Linked DNA regions of Homo sapiens: all the other regions are linked to region 2. Evidence: chromatin contacts called from ENCODE Hi-C data. All regions are on one chromosome and are shown on one strand. Each heading gives the region's core, a stretch centred on a gene start or an enhancer-like site at or near the end of the contact. The rest is flanking DNA. Distances are from core to core; before and after follow the strand shown. Region 1 holds the start of RHOG (ras homolog family member G). Region 2 holds the start of TRIM5 (tripartite motif containing 5). Region 3 holds the start of NUP98 (nucleoporin 98 and 96 precursor).

Region 1 (3,627 bases), core at 341-2,840, 1.8 Mb before region 2:
TCACTGCAGGTTCCCTTCATTCTGCTGGCTTCCCTTGCTCTGGGCCCTCTCAAGGCTGAGGGCAGTTATTTTGTCTGTAAGAGATAAAGATGTAGTCACACAGACACGCGCGCGCGAACACACACACACACACACACACACACACACACACACACAGGCTTTCCATCTCTTTAATCCATCTCTAAGAGATGAAGATGTAGATACACAGACACGCGCGTGCGAACACACACGCAAACACACACACACACACACACACACACAGGCTTTCCAGCTCTTTAATCCGTCTCTATCACTGGGAGGCTGCAGACTGCCTCTCCAAGCTAGGGAGGTTTGAAAAGACTCTAGAACTCACTAAGTCTTCAACAACTGATTCCAAAGCTGGAGATAAGTGGGTGGGAGGGAAGGATACAGAGAGGGTGACAGGCTGAGGGTTCAAAAGGAATGAGGGGTGATGGAAGAAACCAGGAGGTGCATGTGTGTGGGTGCCAGAGCTGGGAAGGGAAGGGATGGGGCAGGTTGCAGAGGACCAAGACGAACATGGGGCAGGGTAGGTGAAGACAGGTCAAGGCCTAGGTATGACCGTATGTTTGGAGGAAAAGAGACTGGAAGGGATGAGAAGAGAGTGATGGCGGATTTGTGGGTAGAAACTAAAGAAGGTGTGGAGGGAGACGACAGGAGCATGTGTATAATTCAGGGACTAAGAATGAAGAGGAACACTAGGAGATGGTTCTCAATTGTCCCCAAAAGACACAACAAAAACTTGTCAGGGACTATCAGTACCTCTGAATGAGAGTCCTTCCACTTCCAGTTACAGGGCAAGACCAAGTTACTCCCAAAAGAGCAAGGCCAGGCTCTGGTCAGCTAGGAACAGCGTCTGCTCACTAAATACCTACTGCTTGGCTCCAGGTAAGGTCGGGACTCAGGAAAACAGACATACAGACAACGACTGGGGTCGGCGGGGCTCCCCCACCCAACCCGGGTCCTCCTGAGTGCAGAGGGCCTTGGGGCTGCAGACCGAGTGTGGGTCTGTATTAGCATCCATCTGACAGGGAGAGAGCTTTCGGAGGCCCCAGACACCGCCCCTCTCACCCCAAGTGTCACAACTGCCAGAGCAGAGGGAGCGCCTTTTCCAGCCCAGAAGCCCTCTCCCCTCACGCACTTCTCAACACCCCCCCCACCAACTTCTGAGGACACCCCACCTGCGTCCGATCTCCCAGCTCTGAGCTCTTCCACTTCAGAGACACTTATCTTGGAGCCCGGGACCCTCCGACCTCAGGGGTCCCTCTCGGCTCCCTAGAGGCGGTACAGCCGCCGGGAAGCCACCCTCGCCGAGCCTCCGCCGGCTCGCAGTGGCCCCGTTCCCGCCCCGCCCGGCCGGCCGCGCCCGCCCTACTTGGACTGAACCGAGAAGCTCCCGCCCGCGGCCTCCGCCAGCAAACTCATGAGCCGGCGCCCGCGCCGAGTCCTGGGCCGGCCGGGCTCTCCTCCCCCGGACCCCTACCCGCCAGCCCCGGCCGGGCCTCACCTGGTGCCCTCCCCGAGGCGGGGGAGCTGGGGGCGGCGGCAGCGGCTCCGGGCTCGAGAAGGAAGTGAGAGCGGGAGGCCGGAGGAAGTGGGGGGGGCGGGCCGGCGAGGCGGGGCGGGCCGGGGCGGGGCCCGACCAGGAAGTCCGAGGGCCGATCTCCCCCTCTCCAGCCCCGGCCCGCCCCCAGCCTCGCCCCCGGCCCAGTCCCGGGCTTGCCACGTTCCCCTCCCAGTCCGCTGCCCCTGCGGTCAGTAAGTCAGGCCTCCCAAGGTCAAGTCTCTCCGCCTCCTCCTGGCCACCCTACCCCTGGAGGCCCTACCCTGGGCGCTAGGCGTTCGTCCTCTTCCCCCCATCCCGCCCCCACCAGCCTCCGCGGGAAGATGCTGAGAAAGGCGCCCCTGGGCCTGGTCCCTTCAGTCAACCCCAGGGATAGAGTGGTGGCCGAGGCTGGGGCAGTCCCCGCCCCTGCCCTGAGCCCCGGGGGAGTGCGAGGTGGTGGTGATTCAGCAGTGGGAAGGCCCCAGACCCCTGGGGAGGGTGGGGAGACTCGGGGGGAAGAGGAGCTGGCGTCAGCACCCAAGGGAAAGACAAGATCAGCAGAGGCGCAGGCGGAGCCGCGGGCCCCAAAAACAGGATGTCGAGTCGTCATTCAGCACCGTGCAGCCCTGCGAGGCCTGGCTCTGGGGAGGGGGCGGGGCGGACGGAGGACTTGGGGCTTCCCTCGCCCCCTCGCCCCCTGTTCTGCTGGGGCGCGCAGCTGCTTGGGGCTGAAGAGCCGCACCCAGGCCTGAGGTCCAGCTTGGGCCCCGGCGACCCGCGGGTGGGCGGGCTCATGGGCGCCCTCTGGTGCTTCGCTCCCTGGCTTTGCGCTCGGAGCTTTGACTTGAGAATCCATATCCTTCGTTCAGCACAAAGTTTCTGAGCGCCTACCACGTGGAGAGAGCTAAGTGCTAGGTGCTGTGAAGAAACACAGCGTTTAAGACAGGATCCCTGTCTTCCAGAAGCTTTTCAAATAAACGGATTGATTCCAGGAATAAATAGCTTAACCTTTCTGAGCCTCAAATCTGTCTTTGGTAAAATAGAATAATTATATTTCACCCCGTAGTTTTGAAGATAACATGAGAATGGGTGTAAAAGACCTGTTGTCAATGCGTATCTCAAACACTAAACAAATATCTTTTAAAAATATCATACCCTAAGAGTCTGGCGCGGTGGCGTCTGCCTGTAATTACAGAGATGGTGAAACCTTGTCTCTATAAACACAAACACACACATATTTTTTGACAGTCTCACGATGTCACCCAGGCTGGGGTGCAGTGGCACGATCTCGGCTCACTGCAATCTCTGCCTCCCAGGTTCATGCAGTTATCCTGCCTCAGTCTCTCGAGTAGCTGGGGTTACAGGTGCATGTCACCACACCCGGCTAATTTTCGTATTTCTAGTAGGGACGGGGTTTCACCCTGTTGGCCACGCTGGTCTCGAACTACTGATCTCAGTTGATCCACCTGCCTTGGCCTCCCAAAGTGCTGAGATTACAGGCGTCAGCCACCACACCCAGCCTACTTATATTTTTAAAAAAATAAATAGGAACCACGTAAGTAATTTAAAACTGTCTATTAATGACATTTCAAAAAAAGTAAAAAGAAACGAAATGAATTTTAACTATATTTGACTTAGCCATAGCCAAAGTATTATCTTTTTTTTTTTTTTTTTTTTTTTTTTGGAGATGGAGTCTCGCTCTGTCACCAGGCTGGACTGCAGTGGCGCGGTCTCTGCTCACTGCAACCTCCGCCTCCTGGGTTCAAATGATTCTCCTGCCTCAGTCTCCCAAGTAGCTGGGATTACAGGCACGTGCCACCATGCCTGGCTTATATTTGTATTTTTAATGGAGATAGGATTTCACCATGTTGGCCAGGCTGGTCTTGAACTCCTCACCTCGTGATCTGCCCGCCTCAACCTCCCAAAGTGCTGGGATTACAGGCATGAGCCACTGCGCCCGGCCTCAAAATATTATCTTTTAGCATGGTAATCAACATAAAAATTACTGGTTATAAAAATTAACTGGATATTTTGCATTCTTTTCTTGTACCAAGTCTTTGAAA
Region 2 (3,671 bases), core at 675-3,174:
CTCAGGACCTGCAGCCCACCATGCCTGAGCCTCCCCACGACCCCTTGGGCTCCTGTGCTGCGCGAGCGTCCCTGACGAGCACCGCCCCCTGCTCCACGGCGCCCAGTCCCATCACCACCCAAGGGCTGAGGAGTGCAGGTGCGTGGCATGGCACAGGACTGGCAGGCAGCTCCACCTGCGGCCCGGTGCAGGATCCACTGCGTGAAGCCAGTGGGGTTCCTGAGTCTGGTGGGGACTTGCAGAACCTTTATGTTTAGCTAAGGGATTGTAAATGCACCAATCAGCACCCTGTGTCTAGCTCAGGGTTTGTGAATGCACCAATCGACACTCTATATCTAGCTACTCTGGTGGGGACTTGGAGAAACTTTATGTCTAGCGAAGGGATTGTAAATACACCAATCGGCACTCTGTATCTAGCTCAAGGTTTGTAAACACACCAATCAGCACCCTGTGTCTAGCTCGGGGTTTGTGAATGCACCAATCGACACTCTGTATCTAGCTACTCTGGTGGGGATGTGGAGAATCTTTGTGTCTACACTCTGTATCTAGCTAATCTAGTGGGGACTGGAGAACTTTTGTGTCTAGCTCAGGGATTGTAAATGCACCAATCAGTGCCCTGTCAAAACAGACCACTCGGCTCTCTGTAAAATGGACCAATCAGGAGGATGTGGGTGGGGCCAGATAAGAGAATAAAAGCAGGCTGCCTGAGCCAGCAGTGGCAACCTGCGCTGGTCCCCTTCCACACTATGGACGCTTTGTTATTTTCCTCTTTGCAATAAATCTTAATACTGCTCACTCTTTGGGTCCACACTGCCTTTATGAGCTGTAACACTCACCGCGAAGGTCTGCAGCTTCCCTCCTGAGCCAGCGAGACCACGAACCCACCAGAAAGAAGAAACTCTGAACACATCCGAACATCAGAAGGAAGAAACTCCGGACATGCCGCCTTTAAGAACTGTAACACTCACTGCAAGCGTCCGCGGCTTCATTCTTGAAGTCAGTGAGACCAAGAACCCACCAATTCCGGACACAGTATGAAGACATGTGTTTATAAACAGAGGTGGCACAACTGGAGTTCCACCCTATAGGCTAACACTCCTTTCTCTCCCCGTACTCAGTTCTTTTAAAGCCAATGCTTTCCACTGTTTTGGGGGAGGGGGCTTTAGAGAAGGAGCTCTCTTACTCTCCACTCCTAGCAAGAAATAAAACCTGCTTGCCTTTTTTCCCATTATCTTTGTAACCAATATGAACTAGGGAAAGAACTCCATTTACAGTGACAATGACAGGACTACAGAACTGGACAGCTGTCACACCATGAAGGCTGATGTCACAGAGCCAGGCCAAGGTGATGAGAACTGACCTGTAGAGTTATGCAGAAACACTACATTAGTAAACTAATAGGCATTAAATCATTAGGATTCCAAGGCCCCTGTCTTTGCCCTTGTTGTTGGGAGAAGACACTGAAAGAGAGAATTCTGGCTCTCTACAGCAAAGTTCAATTAAAAAGTATAGAGTAGGGAGGGGATGGGGAGAGAGTCAGCATGGAAAAATAACCAGCCTTCGGGAAACAAAGCCCTTCACTTTAAAGCTCTCCCTTCTTTCAAATCTGCCTGCCCGCCAGGCGGCTCTGTTCCCCTCAGTCAGCTCTGGCAGCAAGAAGTCTGTGAACTGTGTCTTTTCCCCACCCCCGCACAGCTTTTCAGATAAGTTAAACTCACCAAGGTAAATACAGTTTTGTCCCAAAGACTTCCTACTTCTGCCCTCCACAAAATCACTCAATACACCTTCAGACACCAGTGCAGAAGTGGTGATTCTGGGGAGAAGAGTGAAGACAGGCCAGGGAAGACGTGGTTAGGATTCACTCACCAATCCACGGGCCTGATCTGCACAAAGGAATTTTCCTAGAGGAACCGCAGGAAATTCTTGCTCACACTCAGGGCAGGAAAGTGAAAGATAAACTATGGGCCAATGGCATTTCTCCACGTAGGGCCTGGTGAGTCCCGCCCTCTGAATGAATCAGCCGGGCCGTGTAGCTGTGCTGTTCACAGGAGGAGCCGTGGGAACTAGAGGCATTCCCACTCAATCTCCCTTTTCTCTTGAGTCTCAGGATCTTGTTATCATGCCACTTCTTCTGACATAGTTTCAGATTAACCCAGCCAAGTATTAAAAATTAGAAAAGGTGCCCTTTTTCGAAATTCTTCCAATGTGCTCCTCTTGCTCCTGATCTCACAGCTGAGTTCTGCTTCTGGGTGACAGATATGGCCCAAAGAGAAGGAAGAACAAAGTTAATGATTTTTAGAGAATTGCAGTAGATTTCTGGTCTGGACTTAAAAATCTTATAGGACCTATGAACAGAAAAGGAGCTGCAGGTAGGAGAGATGTCATATTATTAAGACTCCGAAACCCAGAGAGGACAGGATGCTAGAAATTTATCTGGAGAGGGCCGGGCGCGGTGGCTCACGCCTGTAATGCCAGCACTTTGGGAGGCTGAGGCGGGCGGATCACAACGTCAGGAGATCGAGACCATCCTGGCTAACACGGTGAAAACCCATCTCTAATAAAATAAAATAAAATAAAATAAAATAAAAAATTAGCCGGGCATGGTGGCGGGTGCCTGTGGTCCCAGCTATTCCGGAGGCTGAGGCAGCAAAATGGCGTGAACCCGGGAGGCGGAGCTTGCAGTGAGCAGAGATCGCGCCACTGCACTCCAGCCTGGGCGACAGAGTGAGACTCCGTCTCAAAAAAAAAAAAAAAAAAAAAAAAAAAAAGAAGTTTATCTGGAGAGCGATAAAGAAATACCACATTATTTCTTTCAACTATTCACTTTCAAAGAACTCTCCAACTTCCCGCTGTTGTCTTTTCCAAAGTATCTATTGCATCCCTGAGCAGGGCCAGGCCTTCCTCTCTCTTCTCTTCTGGTTACTATGCAAAACTGGTCCAAAAGGCTGAACTGTGGTCCATGTACCATAGCCTCCCTTCTAAGCTTTCCCTTACTGGAACATCTCAGGAAGTCCACACTGGAACTAGGATCATTGGTAGAGAGGAGTATTTAGTTTGAAAATGAAAATGCCTCAGGAGAAGGCAATGGGGAGCACTGCAGTGGGCAGCCTGTTATCACTTAATTCCATCATCAGTAACCTCATACCCCCTCCACACTGTACCCCCGCAGCTTTCTGTTTCATGAAATCAGGTAGGGGGCTTTTGCATTTTGTTCTTTATTGTCTCAGATTTACTAGAATATGGTGTATATAAGGAGTAATATTTAAATAGATATGAAGATATATAGCTATTAATCTAATTTTAATTGAATATCTTGATGTCACATTTCTGTTCTATTCTTGCTGTAAAGATAACTGCTGTGTCACCTAGTTTAATTCAAATATTCTTCTGGCATTAGTAATAATTATGTGGCAGTAATAATTATAGTAATAATTATAATAATTAGTATTATTAATAATTACAATTATTAATAGTTACAATTATAATTAATATTACTAATTGTTATTTAGTAATAATTATGTGGCATTAGTAATAATTATGTAATGATTACATTTGCAGTGGCTCACACCTGTAATCCTCGCACTTCGGGAGACCAAGGCGGGTGGATCACTTGAGGTCAGGAATTTGAGACCAGCCTGACCAACATGGTGAAACCTCATCTCTACGAAAAA
Region 3 (4,109 bases), core at 200-2,699, 1.9 Mb before region 2:
TCGAATTTGTAAGACCGTCACAGGGAATGATCACTGCTCTCTTTTTGCTCTTTATTCCAGTTAGCTTCTTCCTCCAAAACGGAGTTTTATTTCCTCACCTTATTCTACTATAATACTTCACTTTGAATTCTGTACCTGAAAGGAGCCATGAGTTCCGAGGTACAACTACTACAAACGGACTCCTACCTGGCTTTCTAAGTCTTATCAATATTTCCTGCTTTCTATTCCAGTACTGTTATAAATCCCTAACTGACTCCGAGTCCTCATCAGCTGACACAAGTCAAAAAATTCAGATTTAGAAAGGGAAACAATGGCTTGTAGTTTTACCGATTTGTTTCCGATACATAACAACGCTGACGTTCTTTAACCATCTTCTAAGTTTAGTTCTCAAGCTCTAGGTTAGGGTACCACTAACGAAGCTTCCACCTTACCCGTGAACAGAGCTGGTAGCAACTAAACGGAAAACGCTGTGAAGACTACATCTACGTTTAGCTACCTAATGTCCATGCCGCACCGACCTCCTAAAGGGAATTCTTAATAATGGGAGACTGAAATATCCAGGGAGGGTGAGGTAGTAGAAAACTGTTTAGACTGTCAAAAATCTGGCATTGGCTAATCCTGCCTGTTACTCCGGGCCTCGGTTTCCCCATCTACAAAACTGATGTAAGGTAGGGGGATTGACTTAAACAATTTCTAAAGTCCTTATGGCTATAGTAATCCAGAAACTCAATCTGTCTCCTCATCTGGCTTTACACTGAACACGTGGGAAAATAGAAAAGAACCTTTTGCTCCACCGAACCGACTCCTATTCTCAGATATTATCTTAAAAATCTCCCAAACTTCGGACTCACCCTAATCCTCGGGGTGCCCACTTCCCTTATGGAGAAGCCAAGGCAAATAAAGCCCAGTCCCACATGACGGTCAAGGAAGTGCGGGGCAGACCGTATTCAGGGTTTCAAGGCGCTGACCCCGGAAAGGCCAGCCCACCGTGGGGTCCTTACACCACTGAATGAATGAGTACAACCAGACAGACACCCACTCGCGTGGGCAGCAACTGGAGACCTCCAGGCCTAGACCCCACTGATGTCCATTCTCTCCCAGGGCCTCCAAAGCCGGGCCTCCCGGGCTCCGGGCCCCCGGGTCCTCAGCACCGCCCCTCTCTCAGGCCAGAAGGTGCGCGCAGCGGCGCTAGACTTCGAAGCGGAGAGGCCCTGAGACGCCCCGCGCGTCCGCCCGCCCGGAAGGGGGGAGAAACCTGCCGGTCTCGGCCGCTGCAGCTCGGGCTCCCGACTTACCGCGGTTCGGTGGGGAAGGGGAAGTGTCAGGAGTCCCCTGCTGCCACCCGCCGCTCACAGAGCAGCGCGCGGCCCCCACGAAACCGTCGCCGCCGCCGCTACCACCCCTGCCACCGACCGCCGCTTCGGGCGCAGCGCGCAGAGGGCCCGACTGCGTCACACGCCGCCCGGCGTCAGAGGCTCGTTGCGGACGCTCCGCCCTCGCCGTCCGCGAATTGGTGGACGCGGCCGCCACTCTGGGTCGACCCTGTTATTCATTGGGCAACGCGTCTTTTGAAACCGAACTGAAGGGGGAAGGGGCGAGAGGGAAGAGGAGGGGCAGAAGGAGTTCGGGGAGGCACAGGGTAGGAGCGGTGAGAGGGCCGTGGAGTCCCGCCCCTCGCCGCCGCGGTTGGCGGGAGCGTGTCGTGACGTCACACAGGGCCTCTCGAAGTGGGCTTGTGAATGGCTAGATTGGGAAGCACCGGCGGGGTGTCGGGAAGGGTGGTGACGCAACATAGAGACTCCGCCCCCTTCCTTGGAGCGCCGCGACTCGGGCTGAGGGAGCTCGGGCCAATCAGAGGGACGGCCCCAGAATGGCATGGTAACTATTCGACCCTTTCCTTGCCCCGGTCCGCCGGCGCTGCTGGGAAGGCTTCCTAGTCTCTCTGCCCGCACTTCCCGCCCAGACCACGTGCGGAGCCTGAGGGCCCTCTTGGAAGGTCTGTCTGTCCAAAGAGTTTGCCCGAGGCTTCTTCAGGGCCCTAAATCCTGACCCTATTCTCTCCTGACCCATGCTCGCCCCAGCACTTTCTTTCCCTCCCTGAATTTCTAGGATGGACATTAGGAGCATTAGAGATGCCCTAAGGGACTGGCCCACCAAAGGGCCTGGTACAAATGAGGATTGTTGGAACGTCTTTCCCAGCTGCACGTGGAGAACCCCTAATTCTTTTTTTTTCTTTTTCTTTTGAGATGAAGTCTCGCGTTGTCGCCTAGGGTGGAGTGCATTGGCGCAATCTCGGCTCACTGCAACCTCTGCCTCCCGGGTTCAAGCGATTCTCCCGCCTTAGCCTCCCAAGTAGCTGGGATTACAGGCGTCCGCCACCAGGCCCAGCTAATTTTTGTATTTATAGTAGAGACGGGGATTTCACTGTGTTGGTCAGGCTGGTCTCGAACTCCTGATCTCAAGTGATCCACCCGCCTCGGCCTCCCAAAGTGCTGGGATTACAGACGTGAGCCACCTCGCCCATGAACTAATTTTTTTTTTTTTTTTTGAGATGGAGTCTTGCTCTGTCTCCTCTTTCTCCCAGGCTGGAGTGCAGTGGCACGATCTCGGCTCACTGCAATCTCCGCCTCCCAGGTACAAGAGAGTCTCCTGTCGTAGCCTCCCGAGTAGCTGGGATTACAGGCACTCGCCGCCGCGCCCAGCTGATTTTGTATTTTTAGTAGAGATGGGGTTTCACCATGTTGGCCAGGCTGGTCTCGAACTCCGGAACTCAGGTGATCCGCCCGCCTCGGCCTCCCACAGTGCTGGCCTTACAGGCGTGAGCCACCGCGCCCAGCCGAACCCCTACTTATTCTTAAAGGACGGGTATTTCAAATGTTCCCATCTTCTCAGTGATACATTTGCCAAGCTTTCACAGCGAGTTGAGCTAATGCTTGGGCAGGCCTCTGTTAAAGCCTTGTCACTTTGTATCCTATTATTTACCCTCGGTTTTCTGTGCCTTGGGCTCTTCTTGGAAGTCCTTCTGGGGCCTAGCCCATTAGCAGAAAACTGATATTACAAGAGTGAAAGGTGGGCATTTTCTAGAAACTAGACCTGTTTAGTGACTGAGAGTCTCATAGCAGGAACTGTGCGCAGAAAGCAAAGCGTATACTGGCCGGGCTGGTGGCTCATGCCTGTAATCCCAGCACTTTGGGATGCTGAGGCGGGCAGATTATTTGAGGCCAGGAGTTCGAGACCAGCCTGGCCAACATGATGAAACCCTGTCTCTACTAAGAATACAAAAATTGGTCAAGCATGGTGGTGGGCACCTATAATCCCAGCTGCTTCTCGGTTTGCTGAGGCACGAGAATGGCTTGAACCAGGGAGGCGGAGATTACAGTGAGTGGAGATCCTGCCACTGCGCTCCAGAGTGATCTCAAAAAAAATTTTTAAAAAACCTCCACCACTACTCCTTTGTGAGACATGAATGCAAAATTGAACTGGGCTTTTACCTAAAATGTAAATGAGTTTAAAGCCATCTGGGTTTTCGGTGATGGCAAGGGATTAGAGATAATTGATTTATTTGTTTGTTTAAAAAATGGGAGACTGGGAGTGGTGGCTCACGCCTGTAATCCCAGCACTGGGGAGTTCAAGGTAGGAGGATCACTTGAACCCAGGAGTTCGAGACCAGCTCGGGCAACATAGTGAGTCCCCACCTATACAAAAAATTAACCAAGGCCAGGTGTGGTGGCAAGCGCCTGTGGTCCCAGCTACTAGGGAGGCTGAAGTAGGAGGATCGTTTGAGCCCAAGAGGTTAAAGCTACAGTGAGCTGTGATTACAGTCATGCCACTCCCGCCTGGGCAACAGACGGAGCCTCCGACTGGGGGAAAAAAAAGGTGGTGGGTTGTAAAGATGGAATAAGATAGTGGATGGAAGAAACACGGTACATTGTAGGTGCTCAGTAGATACTTGAAGGAAGAAGAAAATCAATATATGGTTGGCCAAATAGTAAAGTTACTTTAAACAACTGACTGCAGCCATCTTCCCCCAACTCCTCCATCCAAAACACCCCTACTTTACAACCACACTCCCTTGCCTTTGCTGGACTTTAGAAAGTCATTAACTCTCC

The links. Hi-C counts contacts between places; a loop is a spot of excess contacts on that map. Pooled maps may share reads with other maps.
Region 1: a loop to region 2 is called in a pooled map, with 9 times the contacts of the local background. The contact joins the promoter of RHOG here to the promoter of TRIM5 in region 2. A Hi-C loop is called at or near these places in 7 of 50 pooled maps.
Region 3: a loop to region 2 is called in a pooled map, with 11 times the contacts of the local background. The contact joins the promoter of NUP98 here to the promoter of TRIM5 in region 2. A Hi-C loop is called at or near these places in 9 of 50 pooled maps.

What each region holds. Positions count from the first base shown.
Region 1 is chr11:3,839,369-3,842,995 of GRCh38, forward strand. RHOG (ras homolog family member G) reads right to left here and starts at 1,591. Exons shown (of 2, transcript NM_001665.4): 1 at 1,526-1,591. RefSeq lists silencers at 1,332-1,721, 1,772-1,821, 2,172-2,441, 2,482-2,531.
Region 2 is chr11:5,683,150-5,686,820 of GRCh38, forward strand. TRIM5 (tripartite motif containing 5) reads right to left here and starts at 1,925. Exons shown (of 8, transcript NM_033034.3): 1 at 1,719-1,925. RefSeq lists an enhancer at 1,683-1,932.
Region 3 is chr11:3,796,105-3,800,213 of GRCh38, forward strand. NUP98 (nucleoporin 98 and 96 precursor) reads right to left here and starts at 1,450. Exons shown (of 33, transcript NM_016320.5): 1 at 1,296-1,450. It also overlaps a transcript of PGAP2 not described here. RefSeq lists silencers at 1,127-1,216, 1,297-1,466.